Linked DNA regions of Homo sapiens: region 1 is linked to region 2. Evidence: read pairs that join two places in POLR2A ChIA-PET (ENCODE). Cell type or tissue: B cell. All regions are shown on one strand. Links, peaks and the distances in the headings refer to the core of each region. The heading gives the core; the rest is flanking DNA. Region 1 overlaps ERN1 (endoplasmic reticulum to nucleus signaling 1). Region 2 holds the start of GH1 (growth hormone 1).

The links. Peaks named below come from ENCODE experiments on the same cell type or tissue, not always from the same donor. Only the 100,000 strongest peaks of a DNase experiment are listed, where the experiment ranks them.
Region 1: POLR2A ChIA-PET joins it to region 2 with 6 read pairs; 4 of 35 experiments call an interaction of 5 or more read pairs at or near these places.

What each region holds. Positions count from the first base shown.
Region 1 is chr17:64,065,202-64,080,542 of GRCh38, reverse strand. ERN1 (endoplasmic reticulum to nucleus signaling 1) reads left to right here. Exons shown (of 22, transcript NM_001433.5): 4 at 809-881; 5 at 5,296-5,368; 6 at 8,440-8,562; 7 at 12,252-12,353; 8 at 13,611-13,872; 9 at 15,256-15,334. Among named protein-coding and RNA genes, the nearest start is that of ICAM2, 52 kb to the right of the region's middle. RefSeq lists silencers at 5,300-5,594, 6,078-6,137 and an enhancer at 5,778-5,857. In B cell, for the core only: no CTCF peak of the experiment used is centred there; a DNase peak (open chromatin) is centred at 5,972; H3K4me3 peaks cover 363 bases.
Region 2 is chr17:63,917,415-63,927,144 of GRCh38, reverse strand. GH1 (growth hormone 1) reads left to right here and starts at 8,306. Exons shown (of 5, transcript NM_000515.5): 1 at 8,306-8,378; 2 at 8,639-8,799; 3 at 9,009-9,128; 4 at 9,221-9,385; 5 at 9,639-9,730. The coding sequence starts at 8,369. It overlaps LOC112268204 (a long non-coding RNA gene), which reads right to left. Exons shown (of 3, transcript XR_002958148.2): 2 at 9,501-9,548; 3 at 9,219-9,355. RefSeq lists enhancers at 6,135-6,184, 6,205-6,294 and a promoter at 7,819-8,312. In B cell, for the core only: CTCF peaks have their summits at 7,525 and 7,727 (motif pointing left); DNase peaks (open chromatin) are centred at 6,194 and 7,714; H3K4me3 peaks cover 708 bases; H3K27ac peaks cover 772 bases.

The DNA of each region.
Region 1 (15,341 bases), core at 4,295-8,294, 150 kb before region 2:
AAGTTGAGCTTTGAACTTAAACTTCCAAAGTCCTCAGGGGGACTGGACCTCTTCCTCTTTGCTGTGTCATATCATGGAGAAAAAAGGTGAATGTGACCTGCTACTACAGAGTGTGTGTTGGGGTAAAAGCTGGATAGCACTGGTAAGAGCCTTAAATGATGGCACAACCTAAGGAACGATTCAGCCAAGGGTTTCTGAGGGACTGTAGTTATAGTTTAGTCTTTAGCAGATTAACTTGACAAAAGACCACTTCACATCTGCTTCAAGGGAAGCTACTGACGGAGGGACCTTGATCTGTCCCCTTGGCGGGTTCTCTCTGATGTCAAGCTGTTAGAGTCTGCTTTTATTGCCTCCAGTTAAACAAAAAATATCTCTTGAAAACTAAAAGCAGATTTGTTCTACCTGTTTATGTACCATGCCATCCTATCAAATATTAATGGCTGGAGTTCTATATACAATTGATGTAGAAATTGAAAAGTGGACTTACTGGGTCCTTTTCACATATTTTGCCTTCATCCAGAGTGCTTTGACCAAATGATAATTTGTCTTCTATGGTTTTGTATGATTTTTCCTTTCAGGCCGCTTTTCTCCACTCAAGGATAGTGTATACCACCATAGGGGTATTTTATTTATCTGTGGTTGAAGTGAGAGAGAGTAGTGGGTGGAATTGTCTTATATACTCACTTATACACCTACACACAACCACCCTCCACTCTCTATTCCTCCATCATGGGTTTGCGTGGCTTTGGTATGTTGTTCCATGCCCTGGGCTGTAATTTATCTTTGATATTTATTATTTAATCTCTAGGCCTGCCTTTCTCCCAGATCCTAATGATGGCAGCCTGTATACGCTTGGAAGCAAGAATAATGAAGGCCTGACGGTGAGTATATTTAGCTGCTTTTTGTACTCCAGGGGTTCTAGACCAGCGGTCCTTAAGTGTGTCTGCACAGTGTCTTACTGTGTCTCCCACCTGGAGCTTTTAAAAACAACCCCTGGGGATTCTGATTCAGGTGGTCTAGAGAGGAGCCTGGGCATCAGTCTTTTCAGAGAGCTTCCTAAATGAGCTTTTAAATGTGGTGCCAGAGTTCAGAAACACGGATGCAGACCAGCAGGTTCTCATGGCCCAGCCCATACACTGGAGGATATAATGTTAAGAACAGGGTTTGCTCTAACTGGTGACCCTCACCTTAGGAGGGAGGGATATAGTTTGAAATGCTGTCTCCACCTGCCCCACCTTCCGATGACTCCTTAAGGGAGTCATGTGATATTCTACCCTCATTTCCATTTGAGAATCTAAACCAGTGGTTTTCAGCCTTAATTATACATTGTAATAACCTGGAATTCGAAAAAACAGCATTAGGACCTAGAACATAGGGCCCAATCCCAGAAGGTCCCGATTTAATTGATCTAAGTCATCAGGACTTTTTAAAAGCTCCCCAGATAAGAGAATTTAGAAACAGGCCCACACATATGGTCATCTGATATGTGACAAAGGTGACACTGCAGTGTCCTGTCTTGTCTTTTCTCTTTTCTTTTGAGACAGGGTCTCACTTTGTCACCCAGGTTGGAATGCAGTGGCACAATCTTGGCTCACTACAACCTCCGTCTCACAGGCTCAAGCCAGCCTCCCACCTCAGCCTCCTGAGTAGCTGGGACCACAGGTGTACATCTCCACGCCCAGCTAATTTTTTGTATTTTTGGTAGAAATGGGGTTTCATCATATTGCCTAGGCTGGTCTCCAACTTCTGGGCTCAAGCGATCCACCCACCTCAGCCTCCCAAAGTGCTGGGATTACAGACGTGAGCCACCACCACCCAGCTTACAGTGTTTTTGCAATAAGTGGTGTAGGTCAATTGGGATATCCATATAGGAATAAAAGTATTGACTCCTACCCCCCTACAACACATATAAAATCAGTTCCAGATAGATCACACATCTAAATGTGAAATGCAAAATAATAAAGCTTTAAGAAAAAAAGTAATGGAACCATCTTCATGATCTTAGAGTAAGTAGAGATTTATTAAGTAGGATATTAAAGAACACTATAAATTTAGGAAAAAATCAATATATTGATTATATTAAAATTAAGAACTTTTCCTCATTAAGAGGCCACAAAGTATTTGTAGTATACACATCCAACAAAAGTTCATATTCAGAATATATGAAGAAATCCTATGGTACGTTAAAAAAAGACAGCCCAATGGAAGAATAACAGAAGAGAATATCCAAATGGTCATAAACATATGAAAAGATGTTCCATTTTATTAGTCATTTGGAAATGCAAATTAAAGCCACAGTGCCATACTGCTACTCACCAGAATGGCCAAAACAAGGAAAGTAGAAAAAGAAAACATGTTGGTGATGTGGAGCAACCAGGACTCTCACCTACTGCTGGCGGAAGTGCAGGGTGGCACAAGTGATTTGGAAAACTGTTGGCAGTAAGTGCTAAAGTCCTTAGGACCCAGTAATGCCCTCCTAGGTTACAGACCCAACAGAAATGCACATTTGTGGCTGGGTGCGGTGGCTCATGCCTGTAATCCCAGCACTTTGGGAGGCCAAGGTGGGCGGATCACGAGGTCAGGAGATCGAGACCATGGTGAAACCCCGTCTCTACTAAAAATACAAAAAATTAGCCAGGTGCGGTGGCGGGCGCCTATAGTCCCAGCTACTTGGGAGGCTGAGGCAGGAAAATGGCGTGAACCCGGGAGGTGGAGCTTGCAGTGAGCTGAGATCACGCCACTACACTCCAGCCTGGGCAACAGAGCGAGACTCCATCTCAAAAAAAAAAAAAAGAAGAAATGCACTTTTGTTCACCAATGGACATGTGCCCAAATGTACAGCAGCACCATTTATAATAAGCAGAGGGTGGCCAAATAACATCCACAGTGGAGTGGAAAAATAAACTCTGGAAGCGGCATGCACGGTGATGAGGACCAACAGTCTATGACGACACACGCCGCGGATGACTCACAAGCGTGATGTTGAGCAAAACATGACAGACAAAAAAGGCCACACGCTGCCATTCACTTATGTAAAGCCAAAAACAGGAAAAACGAGTCTCTGCTGTTTTGAAGTTAGGATAATAGTTACCCCTGGAGAGTTATGGCTAGAAAGGGGGGCAAGAGAGGAGGGGGGCTTCTGTTTCTTCACCTGGATGCCGGTTACGTGGGTATGTTCACTTTGTGAAACTTGACTGAGCTGTGTGATGATGAGTGCTTTTCTGTTTGCGTATTATGCATCAGTAGGAAGTTTTTAAAGCTTCCAAGTAATTCTCATGGGCAACCAAGGATGAGAACCACTGATCTAGGCTGTAAGTGGATTGTGGACTTTAACTTGGGTGTTTTAAAATTATTTTGTGAATGCCTGTGACCAAAACAGAGGGGAGGAGGGCAAGTTTGTATAGAGCTGTGTGTATTTCACCTTCAACACTGCTCTCCGTTGGTTTCTCTCCACAGCTCTGTAGTCCCCATTTCTTAAGCAATTTGTTTGCCAGAAACTGGGGTGAGTGAGTTGTATAAGTTATCTCATTGGAATCTCTCAGCAGCCCTGTGGGTGATATCCCCGTTTTAGAGGTGTGGAAACAGCCTGGAGAAGTGAAGGAATATGTCCAGGGCTGAGTCTTCTAGTGTTGGAGTTGGTTCTTAAAGAGGATGCCCAGCCGGGCCTGTAATCCCAGCACTTTGGGAGGCCGAGGCGGGCGGATCACAAGGTCAGGAGATCGAGACCATCCTGGCTAACACGGTGAAACCCCGTCTCTACTAAAAAATACAAAAAATTAGCCAGGCGCAGTGGCGGGCGCCTGTAGTCCCAGCTACTTGGGAGGCTGAGGCAGGAGAATGGCATCAACCCGGGAGGCGGAGCTTGCAGTGAGCCGAGATCACGCCACTGCACTTCAGCCTGGGTGAGAGTGAGACTCCGTCTCAAAAAAAAAAAAAAAGAGGATGCCCTTCATCACTCCCTTGTGCTCCTTTCTGGGTTGTGGTTTAGCAGCTCCAGAAACAATGTTTCCCAAGCTTGGGCCTTGAATCAGGGCACCAGTGGCAGTGCTCAGCAGAGACCACAGGACTCCAGAAGACTAGAAGATCTGCAGTGCCTTTCTGATTCTCAGAAACACATGGCAAAACCCAGTCATTGCAGCCTCTCTGAAGCATTTTTCCTCCTCTGAGGCTTGGTTTGAATGTTGGGATGATGGGAAAATCCAAGTTATTTAGTATGCAAAGCTCTGCTTATTAAAGCTAGAGAGAAATCTTTTCTTTCTTGGAGAAAAAGGTGACCATGCAGTAGAGGCATTTCTATAAAAGCAGGTATCTATAGAACAATTTCAAAAACACAGAATGTTCTAAAAATAAAGTATACTGAAACAAGCATTAACCAAAAGAGCTCGTCAGATGTCAGCTGTAGACTCAGAAGAATCAGTTTTATGATGAAATGCAGTTGAAACATTTGGATTCCTTTGAGTTTCTTTTCCTGGCACCTATCTTAACTTCCTCTTTAAAACCAAAAGTCTCAATTTTTCTTGTTTTTCAATAGTGAATTATTTACTGAAGAAAACATCAAAACTCTTTTCCACCTCAAACTCTTGTGTTGCCCCTGTAATGGCGACTTCTCCTTTCCCTCGAAGCTTGAGCTTGGCACCAAGGTTGCATCCCTTCAGCATCAATGTCCTGGCTCCCTCCCATGGGGCTCTACAAAGCACTGTCATTTTACTCAGTCTAGCCAGCTCTGGCTCTGTATTCCAAGCCAGGACAATTCTTTCTTAGCATTTCAAAGAATATATAACTCTCCATATTTGTGTAAATCTTTTCAGAAAAGGTTTGTGTCACCCCTGGGAAGCACCCTGGACAGGAGACCTTGAGGGGCCTCTGCACATGGTGTCAAGTAAAGGAGTGGATGTTTACAGAGCTCAGGGACCTGGGAGCTTGTCAAAATAGATGTGGAAAATTAGCTGGGTGTAGTGGCAACATGCCTGTAATCCCAGCTACTTGGGAGGCTGAGGTGAGAGAATCACTTGAACCCAGGAGGCAGAGGTTGCAGTGAGCCAAGATGGTGCCACTGCACTCCAGCCTGGGCGACAGAATGAGACCCTGTCTCAAAAAAATGAAAATAAAAACACAGTAGATGTGGAAGCATAGGGTGCCCCCTTCTCCTTTGTATTCAGTTAGGAAAACTCTCATCTGCAAAGTGCTTCTCTCTTTTTAGCAGAATTAGGTAATAGAAACAAACTGCCTGGTAAAATTGTAATAATTGCACAAGACTTGGTTAACTTTTTTTTTTCTTTTTTTTTTTTTTTAAAGAAACTTCCTTTTACCATCCCAGAATTGGTGCAGGCATCCCCATGCCGAAGTTCAGATGGAATCCTCTACATGGGTAAGAGTTCCTGTCTCCAGAAACTTGTGTCTCTTTGATGTAAGTCCCGGAATCTGGGAAAGTGGCATGCGGAGAGAGAGGGCGCAGTCACCGCCTTGCCAACCCTTTCTTTCCTGGGTTGTGCTTCAGGTGCTGTTCTCCCCAGGATCAGCTGACCAATTAAGAAAGGGCTCCCCCAACTTGGGAGAAGAATTGACATCATTAATATGGTTACTCATTTAACAAGCTTTTAGTTGCTGTGTTGACTTAGTCCTGAGATTCCAAGATTGCAACATACCCAGTGGCAAATGGATGAAATTTAAAGTGAGTACAATCATCTAAGCCAAGGAAGGAAAGCCAGGCTCTGCCTGTTAATTATAGCGCTTTCTTAGTATTTCCTGCTATCAGAATGTTTGATAGAACAGCACTTAATAGCTTGCCTAGATAAACTGCCTTCATACCTATGGGGTCACAGCTTTCAAAGCATCAGATCACCTGCTTTTCTTTTACTATGTTGCTGCCAAAATGTCAATAAAAAAGCATTTGCAACACAAAGGAGAGCTGTATTTATCTTGAAATCATAGTAGCAATAATAGCCCGTATTTATACAGCAGCTTTCTTTTTGAGGAACTGAAAGTGCTTATTGCCTATTCATGCCTCGAGGAGCTTTATGTGTATTTCTGGGTCTCAAGTGCAGGCCAGACTTTTAAGGTTTTGCTCAGGACACTGAGACTCTTGCTTCCTTCCACACCTTCAGAATGAGGAACTCCCAGCCTAGGAATTTGGAGGAAACGATCGGCACAGATTTTTCTCTCTGTGGGCCGTGACCTGGGAACATCTGATAATCTTCTGACCATCCATGTCACTGTGTCCTATCTGGTCTTCCAGCTTTTGCCAGCAATTCATCACTTATAGTCTGCTTAGGATATTGTCTTCTTATCATCTTTGTGCTGTGGCCTCTTAGGCGAGTTCATTAAACATATTTAAGAGCATGGTAGTTGCCCAATCTACCCATTAAAGTAATAACTGAGTTATGTAAACTCTAGTGGTTCTTGAAGTAACCAGCTATGTCATGCTAGATGGAAAAGGTTCGTGGTCCTAGCTCTGTTCTCCTCTACCTTCAGATCATATTCATATTATGATTTTGTCAGTGAGAACAGAGTTGCGATCCATGGGTAAGTTGCACACATGTGGAGCAGGCATGTATGCAACATCTGTTAGAACTTTAGAGGTATAGCATTAGCAAATTACAGGCCAGGTGCAGTGGCTCACAACTGTAATCCCAGTACCTTGGGAGGGTGAGGCAGGAGGTTTGCTTGAGGCCAGGAGTTTGAAACTAGCCTGGTCAACATAGTGAGACCCCGTCTCTACAGAAGAAACATTTTTAAAAAATCAGCCAGGTGTAGGCCAGGTGCAGTGGCTCACGCCTGTAATCCCAACACTTTGGGAGGCTGAGGCGGGCAGATCACGAGGTCAGGAGATCGAGACCATCCTGGCTAACACAGTGAAACCCCATCTCTACTAAAAATACGAAAAATAAGCCAAGCGTGGTAGCACATGCTTGTAGTCCCAGCTACTCAGGAGGCTGAGGCAGCAGTATCGCTTGAACCCTGGAGGCGGAGGTTGCAGTGAGCTGAGATTGCACCACTGCACTCCAGCCTGGGCGACAGAGCGAGACTCCGTCTCAAAAAAAATAAAAAATAAATAAAAATTAGCCAGGTGGCCGGGCATGGTGGCTCACACCTGTAATCCCAGCACTTTGGGAGGCCGAGTTGGGTGGATCACGAAGTCAGGAGATGGAGACCATCCTGACTAACACGGTGAAACCCTGTCTCTACTAAAAAAAAAAAAAAAAAAAAATTTGCTGGGTGTGGTGGCACGCACCTGTAGTCCCAGCTACTCAGGAGGCTGAGGCAGGAGAATCGCTTGAACCTGGGAGGTGGAGGTTGCAGTGAGCCGAGATCACTCCACTGCACTCCAGCCTGGGCGGCAGAGCGAGACTCCATCCCAAAAAAAATAAAAAAAGAGCCAGGCATAGTGGCACATGCCTGTAGTCTCAACTATGGGGAGGCTGAGGCAAAAGGATGACTTGAGTCCAGGAGTTTGAGGCTGCAGTGAGCCGTGACCACACCTCTGTACTCCTCCTTGGGCGACAGAGCAAGACTCTGTCTCAAAAAAAAAAAAAAAAAAATTTCAAAGGCTCTGTGACCTTCTCCAGCATCTCAATATTCTTCTTCTAAGAGTCTCCAAAACAGGAGACTTTTCCAATAAGTTAGGAAGATAAAAATGACCACCAGAGATCATGCTTTACAAAATGGAAATACACGCATCACAGTGACTGTGTTGACCTTCACATTGGAGGCCCTTGCTACAGACTCTCCATTCCTAGGATGCTGTTGGGTATATACCATTGATACATATGCTTTGGGTTTTCTTAATATATAGTGTTATTTACTGTGCTGTCTGCCTGTCATAATCAGCTGACCAAGATTAGGGGGTATGGCCCGAGGCCAGGGAATTACTTACTGGCTGGGAACAGAGGCCGAGACAACTTTGACATCCTTAGCATCAGGTTGCAACCAACTCCACTGACCAGTCCCAGGTACTAGTTAATTATAGTCATAAACAGTAACTGTGGATCCTTCTCACATGGTGGCTGGTTATTAGGGAGGTTGAGAAATGTGAATGATGGTTATTAGGGAGATGAACCCCTGGGCACATTTCTGTATTTCTATAGATCCCAGTCCACGGGAAAAGGATTGCCCTTCACAGGCAAGACTTTTCATATTTAAAGCCACTCATCAAAGCAATAAAATCTAACTTGAAAGTTTGGGGAACTTTTTGAAACTATAATTATGTTATTGGGTTTGGAGGAATTTGTATACCATGTTTAGGTTATTAAATTATTATAAGACCTATGGACCTAAGAAGTTTTATTATCTCTGCATTACCATTTATATCATCACCTTAGAAATGACATCCTAAGAAATTCAGGTCTATCTCTCTCAATACAGAGCATCTTGGCTGCTAGTTTGGCAGCGATACTTTTTTCCATATGGTGTAAACGACGATGTGTTTTTGTGTCCTTTCAGGTAAAAAGCAGGACATCTGGTATGTTATTGACCTCCTGACCGGAGAGAAGCAGCAGACTTTGTCATCGGCCTTTGCAGATAGTCTCTGCCCATCAACCTCTCTTCTGTATCTTGGGCGAACAGGTAAGAAATGAACCTTTGTCTTCTACAACCTGCCTGTTTCCAGAAGATCGGAAGAAGCTCCCCAGCCTCCTTCCCTAGAAGGTGGCCAGAGCTGCTTTTTTCCAAACACAGGTCCCATCATGTCATTTTCCTTTATAAGACCCTTCAGTGTCCCCCCAGTGTGCAAGGGATACAGTCCAAACTGCACCACGGCCCAGAAAAACCCCTGTGACGCCGCTGCCACCTTTCTCGCCTCATTTCTCTCATTTCAAAGTTGCCTGGCCGGGCGTGGTGGCTCACGCCTGTAATTCCAGTACTTTGGGAGGCCGAGGCAGGTGGATCACCTGAGGTCAGGAGTTCGAGACCAGCCTGACCAACATGGCGAAACCCCATCTGTACTAAAAAAATACAAAATTAGTCAGGTGTGGTGGCATGTGCCTGTAATCCCAGCTACTCAGGAGGCTGAGGCAGGAGAATTGCCTGAACTGGGGAGGTGGAGGTTGCAGTGAGCCAAGATCAAGCCACTGCACTCCAGCCTGGGCAACAAGAGTAAAACTCCATCCCCCCTGCCCAAAAAAAAAAAAGTTTCCCAATTAGGATGAACTACCTGCAGCTCCCAGAATAGCAGTGTTGTTTTTAAAGACTTGTAGTGGTGTGGTCCTCTCCACCAGGTATGCCTGTTTTTGCCTATCTGGCAAATATCCTCTCTCACAACTGTACTCAAAAGTCACCTTCTCTGTGAAGCCTCTTCTGCAGCCTCACAGCCTGCACCCTGCTCAGGAACACCCGGCTCTCCCATTCTAGGGGCACACGTAGCAGTTAACAGGCCTGTAGTGGCAGCCATCTCACCCCTCGTCATTGTCCCTTGACAGGCATGGCTTGCACCCTCTTCACCGCACCATTTTGTGTTTCCTCCCTTTTCAGCCTCTTTCTTCTTAACACTTGGCACTGCATATTTATAAATTCAATGTGCCTACTTCCTGCCTCCCTCACTAGAATATCAGTTCCCTGAGGGTACGACTTTGTTTTGCTCAGCTGCTGTCTCTCTACATCAGGCATATTGCCTGATGTGTAGCAGGGGCTCAATGTTTGAATGTATGAATGGGTGGGTCCCATTATTGCAGAGACCTGCCTTACTTATTACCATATGTGCAGCACCTCACACATGTCGGGGATGCCATGAAAATTGTTGAACGATACTTAAAGCTAAAAGGAGAAACAAAAAACATTTAGAAGGAAGAAATTATACCAAAAACCTAGGATGAATTCATTACAATTGAGCACTACATTTAGGTCTAAACTTTCAGGCAGCCAAGGATTTGAAAAAAGAGAACCGTCCTGAAAGTGTTGGGGAAAGCACTGCATTTCTAAAACTCAGTGAGACTAATCTTGGGCCCTGCAGAAGCTGGCCGGGCTCTCCTGGAAATGGGTGGAAGGTCTTAGACTGTAGAAATCATGTATTCCAGCTTCTGACTGTAGTGACTGCTTAGGATTTATGTGTTTACCTTTTCCATTAAGTAAATTCTTACAGTGGCCCCAGCTTCATCCAGATATAAAAATTGCGTCATTCTCAGGTGAAATTGTGGTGTTCGAAGGAGCTGGGATATGCATGAGGTGGAATGTGTGTGCATAGGTGTGTAAATCCATTGCCTCCATTATCTATTGCTGCATGACAAACCACCCCAACTTAGCATTTTATTGTTAATGATTCTGTAGGGAATTCAGGAAGGACTCAACAAGAACCCATCATCTTTATTCCACATGCTTGGTTGGCCTCACTCATGTATCTGAGACTTCAGTTCAGTTCCGTGTGACCTTTCTCCATACAGATAGCCTGGACTCTTGATATGGCAGCGGGCTCCCTCTTGAGTAAAAATGGGTGTTACAGTGCCTCCTAAGGTCTGGGCTCAAAAGTTCCAGAACCTTCCTTCCACTGCAGTCTGTTGGTCAAAGCAAGTCTCAAGGCCAGCTGAGAATCAAGGGTAGAGATATAGACTCGGCTTCTTGATGGGAAGAGTAACATGCATTACAGGAATGGGAAGAATTGGTGGTAGTGACCTTTAGAGATGTTCTACTGCAGTCCTCCCTCAGGCTGCAGTAGTTTACAACCCTCCCACTCCCTCCAAAGACCCCCAAAGTCCAATCCCAGCATCAGTCCCAAAATCTCACCTCTCATTATCTGCATGAGGTCTGGAGGTAGATGATGCTCCTCAAGTGTGGCACCTCTTGATCGGAGACCTGTGAATTAAAGAGACAGGGTCTTTCTCCCCTTCCCATCCCCCACCCAACATGCAGTGGTGAGACAGAGACAGGATAGCTGCAGTAAACATGTTCACTCAAAAAAGGGCAGGAAAGAGAGACACATATCACACATTGGGCCTTAGTAATTCTGAAATCCAGCCAGGCACATGTTTTCAGGTTCCCCTCCTCCAGGGGTAGGGAATATTCCTTCATTAGGGCCCAGTTTTGCCCTCTGGGATTGGTTCCCTAATATAGTGCTCTCAGTGGCTCTTGGTTCTGCCCTCTGAGAAGTCCTTTCTTTTCCATAACAAATGGCCAGTTTTGTATCTTTCTCAGTCCGTTCCTTGTCCATTGAAATTTGGGGATCTAGAAGCCCTTTTTTTTCAATTTGACTGTCTCTGTTCCTTTTAGTCTATGCTGATACCACTCCTTTAAAAACTATGTGGGCTTCCCATGTGTCAAATTATAATTTATTCCATTAGATAAAAGCCATACCCACAAGTTTCTAGACTTTGGAATGTGAGTGCAATGGGACAACACATGGTTTTTAGAACTCCCTTGATGGGGGCAGAGGGTCTATGAGGGACCACCTTAAAATCTTTCAGAGGTCTCAAAGAAGGATCTTACAGCTTCAACTTTGATTTGGTTGATCTTTACCCTGAGCCCATTTTTTGTTGCTGGCAGTACCCTGGATTTGATCTTTTCCCTAAAGTTATTTTTTATATTGAGAATCTTTTCCAGCGATATTCAGTCCTGGACCCTTTATAGTTCCTCTGTATTCTGCTGAATGATTTCTTCCTCAGCTCATTTGTCTCACAATATATCATAGACAGCTAAGAGAAACCATTCAACATTTTCTGCCTTCTGTCTGGAAATCTCCTTAGTTGGATCCCTGAGTTGATTAGGTACTTTTTCTGTCTTCCAAGTTACTGCAAGCAATAGTCATGCTCATCATGGCACCCTCCACAAGCTGGGTCACCCCTTTTCCATTTTCAATAGCAGTGCCCCCTCTGCACTAGCAAGTCTCCACCAACCTTTTTATCAGCCTCCCAGCCTCCACCTGCCAGCTGGTCCTAAAGTCAATGCCACATGTTTTAGGTGTTTGTTATGGCGCCATCCTGCTTCAAGGTGCCAATTTTTAATTGTCAGCAATCCATTGCTATGTAATAAGGCACCCCGAAGCTTAATGGCTAACAACAACATTCTATTGCTTACACTTCTGTGAGCCATGAGTCCAAGGGCATAGCGAGGGTGGGTCGTCTCTGCTTCCACATGCTGTCAGCCAGTTTCACTCATGTGTCTGGGCCTTCAGTTCTCCTCACATTGCCTTTCTCTATCGACATGGATAGTCTGGACTTTTTGGCCTACAGTTTAGGGAGGATTTGTTTGTTATAATTAGATAAGGACCACACCTCAGTAGGTACTATGGCCCCTCCGTGGTAATGGGCTGGCTGGTCTGTGTTCTTTAGAATACACCATCACCATGTACGACACCAAAACCCGAGAGCTCCGGTGGAATGCCACCTACTTTGACTATGCGGCCTCACTGCCTGAGGACGACGTGGACTACAGTAAGTGCTCTCTGCTGGATTTCACAAGCTTGGGCCAGTACTTTTGACCTATGTGGAAACAGTGGCTCCAGAAAGTAGGATTTTCTTTTAAGATACTCTTTGTCACCAGGTTCTTTCTTTCCATGGACTTTTCATGGGCTTATCATAAATACTTCCCACAGTCAATGTGCAGGGGCCTTGGTGAAGTCTGAAGGGAAACCGAAGTAAAATGGTGACAAGCTTAGCCAGAGAGGAAGGAGGACATCCCTCGTTGAGTCTTTCTATGTCACAGAAGGAATTTACTGCAAGCCCATGGAAAGTAGAAGTAAAATCAGCATAGGACATTAACAACCCTGTCAAGAAGGCCACTCTGCAAATGTGACTCATCCCTAGTTATTTCTGCAGTTAACATTCACCCAACTCAAATGAAAACTAAAAACCAATTTGCCACCTTAACATTGGTATCAAAGTTGGACTCTGCTTTTTCTTGTCAAGGACCTAGAATATTTTCGTTTTTCTCTGAGGACTCCTTTGTGAATCTGATGGGACAGTGTCAGTGGTTCAGGTCTGACTTTCAGGGTGTTTTTTTGTTGTTTTTTTTTTTGAGGCAAGTTCTCCCTCTGTTCCCCAGGATGTGTGCAGGAGTGCAGTCAGGGCTCACTGCAGCCTGAAACTCCTAGGCTCAAGCGATCTTCCCACCTCAGCCTACTGAGTAGCTGGGACCACAGGCACGTACCGCCACTCCCCCACCTACCTGGCTAATTTTTTTTTTTTTTTTTTTTTGTAGAGACGGGGGTCTCACTATGTTGCCCAGGCTGGTCTTGAAGTCCTGGACTCAAGTGATCTTCCTACCTCAGCCTCCCAAATTCTTGGGCTTATAGACATGAGCCACCACAGCTGTCCCTGACTTTCAGTTTGATCGATGGGTTTCAAGTGACTGCTATGAAATGCCAGATTAATAGGCATCTCCACTGGCTCCTTCCTCCTCAGTATTTACTCTCACTTATTGAATAGAGTGTTAAAGAACATCACCAAATAAATTGCCTTTGGGAGAGTGATCCTGGCTTGTGTTTATACGCCAGCCAGCTCTCAGTGTCTTGATATTACAGAGACTAAGCGAGTTCATTGGAAACAAGTGAAATTGCTCAGAGGAGATCTGAGAATATTCCAGAAGTCTTGTTTCCTCTAACTGAGTGACTAGAGCCTGCCACAAGAGTAGAGGATGTGGTTGCAAGATGGGGTGAGACTCAGCATGCTTTGTTTATTTGATCTGTACAGAGATGTCCCACTTTGTGTCCAATGGTGATGGGCTGGTGGTGACTGTGGACAGTGAATCTGGGGACGTCCTGTGGATCCAAAACTACGCCTCCCCTGTGGTGGCCTTTTATGTCTGGCAGCGGGAGGGTCTGAGGAAGGTGATGCACATCAATGTCGCTGTGGAGACCCTGCGCTATCTGACCTTCATGTCTGGGGAGGTGGGGCGCATCACAAAGTGGAAGTACCCGTTCCCCAAGGAGACAGAGGCCAAGAGCAAGCTGACGTGAGTTGGGAGCTCGGGGAAGGAGAGGGCGGCCGTGGCCTTCGTGTTCTGGTGCTGTTGCAGTGTAGCAGGCCCTGCACGGGAGGCCAAAGACAGGGCAGTCTCTGAAGCCATGAGGAATATTCAGAGCCAAGACTGTTTCATTTGGAAACCTCAGAATACAAGAGCTGAGGGGCACCCATTAACACTTCAGAGTTATTAAATATTACATAAAAATCATGGATGGGAGGTGTCGGGCACCATGGCATACACCTGTAATTCCAGCTACTTGAGAGGCTGAGGTGGGAGGATTGTTTGAGCACAGGAGTTTGAGGCCAACCTGGGCAACATGGCAAGACCCTCCCCCTGCCACCACACACACACAAATAAAGGTATAGGAAAGAGACTGCCAGTGTAAGTATAGTTTGGATCTATCTTAGGTGGTAGGGATGCAAGAGATTTATTTTTTTAACTTTCTATATTTTCTAAGTTTTTAGGTTATATTCATTTTAAAAATCAGAAAAAATAGTTACAGTGTGTGTGTGTGTCCAAGACTCAGCAGGCTTCTGTTCTCCATCCCCCTCTTCATAGCCTATCACCGAGTCACTTAAACTCCCCAAGCCTCAGTTTCCTACTTTATATATAGAGTTGTGTGGAAGATCAAACAAGATAATATGCCGGCAAGTGTTTAGATTGTAAAACAGCATTCAAATGTAAGGTATTCGTTGAGAGAGGTTTAGATAATGTAGTGGATGACCGATCCCAGGTGGGCTCTTGACAGTAAGCAGAAGGGCCAGGAGGTGTAGCTCTCACCATTTTCTGTCTCCCTGATGTCCCACATGGGGACAGACTACACAGCTGGGGAACCAGAAGTCTCACCAAGTCTGGAATTTCTTATGCATCCCTTTTGCTCTCAGCATCCAGAGTAGAGCAGCTGACCATTTCTCAGGAGTTCTGTAAAACCTCCAGGATCCTTAGAAAGCACAAGGCAGAATGGGGGTAGTTCTGGTGGTCGCTGGAGTGATCGCTGGAGTGAAAGTGTGTTGTAGAGAGTCATCTGAGGGGCCTCGGCGGTGGTAGTAAGCACTCAGTCTCCTCTGTGGCCACTGGGCGTAGTCCTTTCTGCAGGCATCATGGGCATCGTCTAGTCCAGCCCTGCGATTTTGCTGAGGCTTGCCATTAGGTGGCTTGTCCATGTTTCTGCAGTGAGTGACAGCTGGGATGAAGTCCTGTGGTCCTGTTCCCAGGGCAGTGCCCCTAGCTTCACACCCCTACTGCGTTCCTCCATGTCTGGGGGGTTAATGTGGTCATCCCTGCGGGTGGTATTTGGGGTGATGATTACTCCCTTCTGTGGGATCTGGAAATTCAATGACTCTGGAATGCATGTATCTGTTTTTCTCCTAGGCCCACTCTGTATGTTGGGAAATACTCTACCAGCCTCTATGCCTCTCCCTCAATGGTACACGAGGGGGTTGCTGTCGTGGTAAGTC
Region 2 (9,730 bases), core at 5,731-9,730:
GTGATCCATCCGCCTTGGCCTCCCAAAGTGCTGGGATTACAGGCATGAGCCACCGCGCCCAGCCCGAAGTTCTTGTTAACAGAGAATCATTTGAGCATAGACCTTGGCCCCTCCACCAGACACCCCCAAAGGGCTTGACTTCATGGGTTATAATGTAGGAGCCCTCCCCGGTCTGTTTTTCTGTTTTAAGGGCTTACACTCTGGGGGACATCATGTCTGTCTCCCCAGAACTGCCATAGGCAATGGTAATATAGCTGGGTACTGATGGTGGGGACAAGAAACATCTCAGGTTGCTTCATCTGCGAAATGGGAATCCTAAACCCCATCCGAGGGAAAGAATTTGGACTGGACATTGTTTTGTAAAAAATTATCACAATAAAATTGAGGGCCAGGCGCATTGGCTCATGCCTGTAATCCCAGCACTTGGGAGGCCGAGGCGGGTGGATCACCTGAGGTCAGGAGTTCGAGACGAGCCTGGCCAACATAGTGAAACCCCGTCCCTACCAAAAATATAAAAATATTAGCCAGGCATGGTGGTTGGTGCCTGTAATCCCAGCTATTTGGGAGGCTGAGGCAGGAGAATTGCTCGAACTTGGGAGGCAGAAGTTGCAGTGAGCAGAAATTGTGTCACTGCACTCCAGCCCAGGTGACTGGGCAAAACTCCATCTCAAAAAAAAAAAAAAATTGAGTTTGTGTCCTTTGGGTGTACAGAATTTTAGCAAATGTATAGATTTGTATCACCACCACCACAATCAGAACAGAGAATATGAACCAAAAGCTTTTATTGGGCCCAACAAATACGTATTGAGCACCTCTTAAATGCAAGAAAACTGGATTGAACACCTCCATCTTCATTTACACTCTGCCTGATGTCCCTGGAAGAAGGTTGCACTACCTGATTTTTACAAACAAGGAAATCAAGGCCCAGGGAAATTACCATAACTGGCCAAAATCACACCTAGACCTTCTGGCTCCAAGTCCAGCCTTCTCCCCACTACATCACGGCCGCCCCTCTTGAAGGGCATTGCAGCAATAAGACCCTGAACCGAAGGAGGAGGGAATCCAGGGACAACTTTGGCTATCTTCAAACGTTTGTGTTTTGAAGGGGGATTTGCTTTTCCTATGATTCACGAGGTTTGAGGCCCCAAAGGCCCCACCCCTTCTTGCCAAGGCCTAGTAGGAGGCCTCTGAGCACCCTCGAGAGGAAGCCACTGTGCCATCCCTCCAGGACCCCAGCTCTACAGCTGCCCCCTCTGCCTGCCCCCTCCCCAGAACACAGCTCTGAGGCCCCTGGTGGGCACATGCCTCACTGCCCACTGGGGGAATCCAGCCAGCTCCCCAGGGACCCTGGTTGAAGCACAGGCTTGTTCCTCCTCCATTCTAGCTTGACTTCCTCCCCTCTTGCTGCAGGTGCTGCTAGGGTTGGGGTGATCTGACCCAAGGTTTTGGGTGTTTTTCCAGCAGAATTGGAAACGAGAGAAAAACAAAACAAAACGCAAAAAACGGTGGCTATTTGGGTCCCTTAGTAGGTGTCTGGTCTGGCTGAGGTTTCTCTGAGGGGCCTCTAAAGCCATCTCAGGGCCGGGTGCGGTGGTTCATGCCTGTAATCCTAGCACCTTGGGAGGCTGAGGCAGGTGGATCACATGATGTCAGGAGTTCAAGACCAGCCTGGCCAACGTGGTGAAACCCCATCTCTACTAAAAATAAAAAATTTAGGCCCAGTGCGGTGGCTCACACCTGTAATCCCAGCACTTTGGGAGGCTGAGGCGGGCAGATCATCTGAGGTTGGGAGTTCCAGACCAGCCTGACCAACATGGAGAAACCCCATCTGTACTAAAAGTACAAAATTAGCCAAGCATGGTGGCGCATGCCTGTAATCCTAGCTACTTGGGAGGCTGAGGCAAGAGAATCTTTTGAACCTGGTGGAGGTTGCGGTGAGCTGAGATCACGCCATTGCACTCCAGCCTGGGCAACAAGAGCAAAACTCCGTCTCAAATGAAATGAAATTAGCTAGGCATGGTGGCACATGCCTGTAATCCCAGCTACTGGGGAGGCTGAAGCAGGAGAATCACTTGAACCTAGGAAGGGGAGGTTGCAGTGAGCTGAGATCCGAGATCATGCCACTGCATTCCAGACTAGGCGACAGAGTGAGACTCTGTCTCAACAATAACAACAACAAAAGCCATCTCGGAACATGGTATTTGGGATCTCTGTCTGCTCTCTTTGGATCACCTCAAGAAGTGGGTTCAGAGCCCACATCTGTGACATTCCTGAGTGTGTCTCAGGTCTACAAGCTGCTCCTTGTATGTCATCTTCTGGTCCTGCCATTGACTCAGCTGCAAACAACCACAAATCTTCCACTTGGGACACCTGCCTCTCCCACCCAAAAGACTTTACTTGGAAACAGGTGACTGCAGAGGACAAAAATTAATGAGCATTATCTCCTGACTTAAATCAGAGTGTAGTTTGTTAAAACACACTTAGACTGATCCTAATATAATTTTCAATTTTTTAAAAAAGGCATCCCCCCTCCAGACCTAATACCACTTTCCCCATGTGGCAGGAGGGGAAGGCAGAACTTCGTGTAAGTTAATGAGTCCGTATAGAACATTCCTGGGAACTTGGGCACTCTGCCTTGTCACCTTTTGCATTTGACAATCAAGTTCCTGTCCTTGTTATTTTATTTATTATTATTTTTTTTTTGAGACAGAGTTTTGTTCTTGTTGCCCAGGCTAGAGTGCAATGGCACGATCTTGGCTCACTGCACCCTCCACCTCCTGGGTTCAAGCGATTCTCCTGCCTCAGCCTCTCAAGTAGCTGGGATTACAAGCGCCCACTACCAGGCTCCGCTAATTTTTGTATTTTTAGTAGAGACGGGGTTTCACCATATTGGCCAGGCTGGTCTCCAACTCCTGACCTCAGGTGATCCGCCCGCCTCGGCCTCCCAAATTGCTGGGATCACAGATGTAAGCCACTGCGCCCTTCCCTGTCCTTGTCATTTTAAAATAATTATACCAGCAGGAGGACGTCCAGACACAGCATGGGCTACCTGGCCATGCCCAGCTGGTTGGACATTTGAGTTCTTTGCTTGGCACTGTCCTCTCATGCGTTGGGTCCACTCAGTAGATGCTTATTGAATTCCTGGGCCTGGGGCTGTGGCAGCTGCCTCGTCCCTTCACCTCCTGGCTTATTCTCTCCCTCCATATCTTAGCAATTTCTTCATGGGAATGTCCCCAATTAGAAATTTCTATTATACCATTATATTACCAACATATATATATATACCTGGCCGGGCGCGGTGGCTCATGCCTGTAATCCCAGCATTTTGGTAGGCCAAGGCGGGTGGATCACCTGAGGTCAGGAGTTCGAGGCCAGCCTGATGACCATGGTGAAACCCCATCTCTACTAAAAATACAAAATTAATCGGGCATGGTGGCACATGCCTGTAATCCCAGCTACTCGGGAGGCTGAGGCAGGAGAATCGCTTAAACCCAGGAAGTGGAGGTTTCAGTGAGCTGAGATTGTGCCATTGCACTCCAGCCTGGGTAACAAGAGCAAAACTCCATCAAAAAAAATAATATATGTATATATATATTACAATTTTATATATATATACACATTATGTAATTTTTTTTACCATTTTATATATATACATTACGTAATGGTAAAATGTTTTCTCTGCCCCCCCAGTAGATTGTTAGCTCCAGAAGAGAAAGGATCATGTCTTTGGTTTATCTAGATATGTCCATCGGCCTGGTACAGTCTCTGGCCCATGTTATAGGCAACAACTACTTGTAGAATCGGTGAATGCATGAATAGAAGAATGAGTGAATGAATGAATAGACGAAAGGCAGAAATCCAGCCTCAGGCCGGGCGTGGGTGGCTCACACCTGTAATCCCAGCACTTTGGGAGGCCGAGGCGGGTGGATCACAAGATCAAGAGATGGAGACCAACCTGGCTAACACAGTGAAACCCCGTCTCTACTAAAAATACAAAACATTAGCCGGGCATGGCGGTAGGCTCCTGTAGTCCGAGCTACTAGGGAGCCTGAGGCAGGAGAATGGCATGAACCCAGGGGGGCGGAGCTTGCAGTGAGCCAAGATCGCGCCACTGCACTCCAGCCTGGGCGACAGAGCAAGACTCGGTCTCAAAAAAAAAAAAAAAAGAAATCCAGCCTCAAAGAGCTTACAGTCTGGTAAGAGGAATAAAATGTCTGCAAATAGCCACAGGACAGGTCAAAGGAAGGAGAGGCTATTTCCAGCTGAGGGCACCCCATCAGGAAAGCACCCCAGACTTCCTACAACTACTAGACACATCTCGATGCTTTTCACTTCTCTATCAATGGATCGTCTCCCTGGAGAATAATCCCCAATGTGAAATTACTTAGCACGTCAAGTTAGGTAGATCCTTGTGTACTTCTTGGTTGTTCAGAGATCATCAACCAGTGCAAACAATCCCCCCATCAATACACAGCAGTGTCTGCCCCTCTCCTCCCCAAGCCTTCCGAGGCCCTTCCTCCGTGCCTGAACCCCCTGGACATATCATGTGGCAAACTGAAGGGTCCAACGAGATACAGGAAGTGAAACACGATGTACACTGAAACGTGCAATACAAATATGCAGCATGAAGTGCCTCGGTTCACTAACCCGAGCTATGCTGGGTGCTTCTTTTCTACCACTTTCCTTAATGCCTATGGACACCTCATTCTGTGGCTGAAGTTCCTTGTGTTCAATTCCCCCCATCTTCATTGAACATCCTCTGTGCAGGGACTTGACCCCTGTCCTGCTAGCTTTGCACTGAGGCAAGTTTTGTCCATGCCTAGTAGTGCCACCATCTTTACTAGATGAGGTTTCTAAAGAGCTTGGCATGGAAGGAAAGCCTGGGGGGCCTTAGAAGCCATCACTTAGGAACTGGGAGAGCTCCAGGCAAGCCACCTTATCTCTTTGGGCCTCAGTATCCTCACTCACATCCCCATGGTCAGTAGAGTGCCAAGCACATAGTGGACACGCAGAAGTATTGATCATCTTCCTCACCTCCCCTAGGAGAGCCCTTGGGAATCCCCATATAATATTCTCTGAAGACCTCAATCCAATGAGCCAAGTAATTGACTCGGTAGCAAACTCATGGAAAGGACATTAGAAGCCAAAAGGAGGTAGAGTATGTCCCAGTACAATAACCAGCCTCTGATCTCAAGGAAGAAAGAACAGAGCTGCAGGTGAGAAGTGTGCGCCTCAAATCACCAAAGTGAGAGTGGAAGGAGCACCCACCAGTCCCTTGGAGGCGATCCCTAAGACCGGTGAGAATGGCTTCGAAAAATGTGATCGTCCTCAACCCCACAGTCTTGAACCTAACAGGAGATCTTGAAGCCTGAAAGACACCACTTTAGGATCAACAGCAGATCTGTGACTTTCCACAGCAGGCACACAGAACCCTAGAGTTAGTCGAGGTTGGACATAGGAAGGGCTTCCAAACACACAGAGAAATTCATGGATCCTAAATTATAAAGGGAGGTTCTTTAAAAGAACCAAGATGATTCTGAGATTTATCCTGAGCTTTTTTTTTTTTTTTTTTTTGGATGCAGAGTCTCGCTCTGTCGCCCAGGCTGGAGTGCAGTGGCGTGATCTTGGCTAACTGCAACCTCCACCTCGCGGGTTCAAGCAATTCCCTGCCTCGGCCTCCTGAATAGCTGGGATTACAGGCGCCTGCCACCACACCTGGCTAATTTTTGTATTTTTAGCAGAGACGGGATTTCACCATCTTGGCCAGGCTGGTCTTGAACTCCTGATCTCATGATCCACCCACCTTGGCCTCCCTAAGTGGTGGGATTACAGGCGTGTGCCCAACTTTTCCTGAGCCTTTTGAGGCTGACACCAGAGGTGAGAAGCCCAGCCTCTCCCCACTGGCCATGTGGGGAGAGGCTCCAGCCTGCAGCAACCAGGGATCTGGCCTCAAGTGATGCCCCAACAGTGGGCGACTTCCCAGTACTGTTAGGAGAATCCCAAGTCTAATTCAAAGTTGATTTTTTACTAGCAATGAATGATAGACATGGTCTCCATTGCTCAAGGCTCTGGGAAGATCTAGACTAGAGAAAACGATCACCGACTTCTACCCACACCTGTGGGCCTCAGTTCTTCCCTCTGGTCCATGGTTACCACAGTAACCCCTTGTAAAGGTGTTTCCCCAGGGGTCCCTAGAGTCCTCTGAGTCACCATAATTCTGGGTCAACAGAAATGGAGAGGTAAGAGGAGACACTCCCCTGCCCTGGCTGGTCCCACGTGTTCATGGCAGTAACCTGTCTGGGGAGCCTCGCCACCCCTGTGTCCACCTGCAGAGTTATGCAGTGGTCCCCAACTAGGGCCCCTGCCACCCTCATTCCTAAGGGAGGCTGGAGACTTCTTCCATGGCCGAAAATCCACATCTAAGTCCCCGGCACTAGCAAAAAGGCCCTGTCATGGGGGCTCCCTGCCCCAGTTGAGATTGGAGGAACATGGAAGAAGCTAAAATAACTAAATAACTCAGTAGCATCACACTACCTGCTCTGGAGAAAAAAAAATTTAATATTATTATTTTTTGTTTTTTGAGATGGAGTTCTGCTCTGCTGCACAGGCTGGAGTGCAGTGGCGCAATCTTGGCTCACGGCAACCTCTGCCTCCTGGGTTCAAGTGATTCTCCCGCCTCAGCCTCCCGAGTAGTTGGGATTACAGGCTCATGCCACCACGCCCAGCTAATTTTTGTACTTTTAGTAGAGATGGAGTTTTGCCATGTTGGCTAGTCTGGCCTTGAACTCCTGACCTCAAGTGATCCACCCACCTCAAAGCCACCCAAAGTTTGGGGATTACAAGCGTGAGCCACTGTGTCCGGCCTGGAGAAAGGACTTTAAATGACGCAATGTAGGAAGAGCAAGGTTGTGGAGATCTGCTGCCCTGGCTGAGGTAGCTCATGCAATCAGTCTCTCTGAGCCACAGTCTCTTGATCTGTGAAATCGGAAGAAAATAATACCTCCTTCACAAGACAAGTGGCAGGTCAGATGTGAGAATGCACAGGCAGGCCCTCGGCAACTGGAAAAGCTCTATACAGATCTGAAAAGGAGGAGGAGAAAAAAGAGGAGGGGCTTCCATGGCTGGACAGGGCATCTTTCTTTTTCTTTTTCTTTTTTTTTTTTTTTTTTTTTTTGAGGTGGAGTCTTGCTCTGTTGCCAAGGTTGGAGTGCAGCAGCACGATCTCCGCTCACTGCAAGCTCTGCCTCCCGGATTCACGCCATTCTCCTGCCTCAGCCTCCCGAGTAGCTGGGAATACAGGCGCCCGCCACTACGCCCAGCTAACTTTTTTGCATTTTTAGTACAGAGTGGATTTCACCTGGTTAGCCAAGATGGTCTTGATCTACTGACCTCGTGATCCGCCCGCCTCGGCCTCCCAAAGTGCTGGGATTACAGGCATGAGCCACCGCGCCCAGCCTGATAGAGCATCTTTCGGCGTGATGTGTTCTGAGTTCCAAAGCTGAGGAAGAGACTCAAATCTTCAAGAGCTCTTCTAACTTTGAGATTCTCTGATGGTTTCAGGGCTATGGGAGGAAGAGCTTGTGGTCCGTGTCTGCTCCCGGGATTTCTGTTTCTTGGTTTGTGTCTCTGCTGCAAGTCCAAGGAGCTGGGGCAATACCTTGAGTCTGGGTTCTTCGTCCCCAGGGACCTGGGGGAGCCCCAGCAATGCTCAGGGAAAGGGGAGAGCAAAGTGTGGGGTTGGTTCTCTCTAGTGGTCAGTGTTGGAACTGCATCCAGCTGACTCAGGCTGACCCAGGAGTCCTCAGCAGAAGTGGAATTCAGGACTGAATCGTGCTCACAACCCCCACAATCTATTGGCTGTGCTTGGCCCCTTTTCCCAACACACACATTCTGTCTGGTGGGTGGAGGTTAAACATGCGGGGAGGAGGAAAGGGATAGGATAGAGAATGGGATGTGGTCGGTAGGGGGTCTCAAGGACTGGCTATCCTGACATCCTTCGCCGCGTGCAGGTTGGCCACCATGGCCTGCGGCCAGAGGGCACCCACGTGACCCTTAAAGAGAGGACAAGTTGGGTGGTATCTCTGGCTGACACTCTGTGCACAACCCTCACAACACTGGTGACGGTGGGAAGGGAAAGATGACAAGCCAGGGGGCATGATCCCAGCATGTGTGGGAGGAGCTTCTAAATTATCCATTAGCACAAGCCCGTCAGTGGCCCCATGCATAAATGTACACAGAAACAGGTGGGGTCAACAGTGGGAGAGAAGGGGCCAGGGTATAAAAAGGGCCCACAAGAGACCAGCTCAAGGATCCCAAGGCCCAACTCCCCGAACCACTCAGGGTCCTGTGGACAGCTCACCTAGCTGCAATGGCTACAGGTAAGCGCCCCTAAAATCCCTTTGGGCACAATGTGTCCTGAGGGGAGAGGCAGCGACCTGTAGATGGGACGGGGGCACTAACCCTCAGGTTTGGGGCTTCTGAATGTGAGTATCGCCATGTAAGCCCAGTATTTGGCCAATCTCAGAAAGCTCCTGGTCCCTGGAGGGATGGAGAGAGAAAAACAAACAGCTCCTGGAGCAGGGAGAGTGCTGGCCTCTTGCTCTCCGGCTCCCTCTGTTGCCCTCTGGTTTCTCCCCAGGCTCCCGGACGTCCCTGCTCCTGGCTTTTGGCCTGCTCTGCCTGCCCTGGCTTCAAGAGGGCAGTGCCTTCCCAACCATTCCCTTATCCAGGCTTTTTGACAACGCTATGCTCCGCGCCCATCGTCTGCACCAGCTGGCCTTTGACACCTACCAGGAGTTTGTAAGCTCTTGGGGAATGGGTGCGCATCAGGGGTGGCAGGAAGGGGTGACTTTCCCCCGCTGGGAAATAAGAGGAGGAGACTAAGGAGCTCAGGGTTTTTCCCGAAGCGAAAATGCAGGCAGATGAGCACACGCTGAGTGAGGTTCCCAGAAAAGTAACAATGGGAGCTGGTCTCCAGCGTAGACCTTGGTGGGCGGTCCTTCTCCTAGGAAGAAGCCTATATCCCAAAGGAACAGAAGTATTCATTCCTGCAGAACCCCCAGACCTCCCTCTGTTTCTCAGAGTCTATTCCGACACCCTCCAACAGGGAGGAAACACAACAGAAATCCGTGAGTGGATGCCTTCTCCCCAGGCGGGGATGGGGGAGACCTGTAGTCAGAGCCCCCGGGCAGCACAGCCAATGCCCGTCCTTCCCCTGCAGAACCTAGAGCTGCTCCGCATCTCCCTGCTGCTCATCCAGTCGTGGCTGGAGCCCGTGCAGTTCCTCAGGAGTGTCTTCGCCAACAGCCTGGTGTACGGCGCCTCTGACAGCAACGTCTATGACCTCCTAAAGGACCTAGAGGAAGGCATCCAAACGCTGATGGGGGTGAGGGTGGCGCCAGGGGTCCCCAATCCTGGAGCCCCACTGACTTTGAGAGCTGTGTTAGAGAAACACTGCTGCCCTCTTTTTAGCAGTCAGGCCCTGACCCAAGAGAACTCACCTTATTCTTCATTTCCCCTCGTGAATCCTCCAGGCCTTTCTCTACACCCTGAAGGGGAGGGAGGAAAATGAATGAATGAGAAAGGGAGGGAACAGTACCCAAGCGCTTGGCCTCTCCTTCTCTTCCTTCACTTTGCAGAGGCTGGAAGATGGCAGCCCCCGGACTGGGCAGATCTTCAAGCAGACCTACAGCAAGTTCGACACAAACTCACACAACGATGACGCACTACT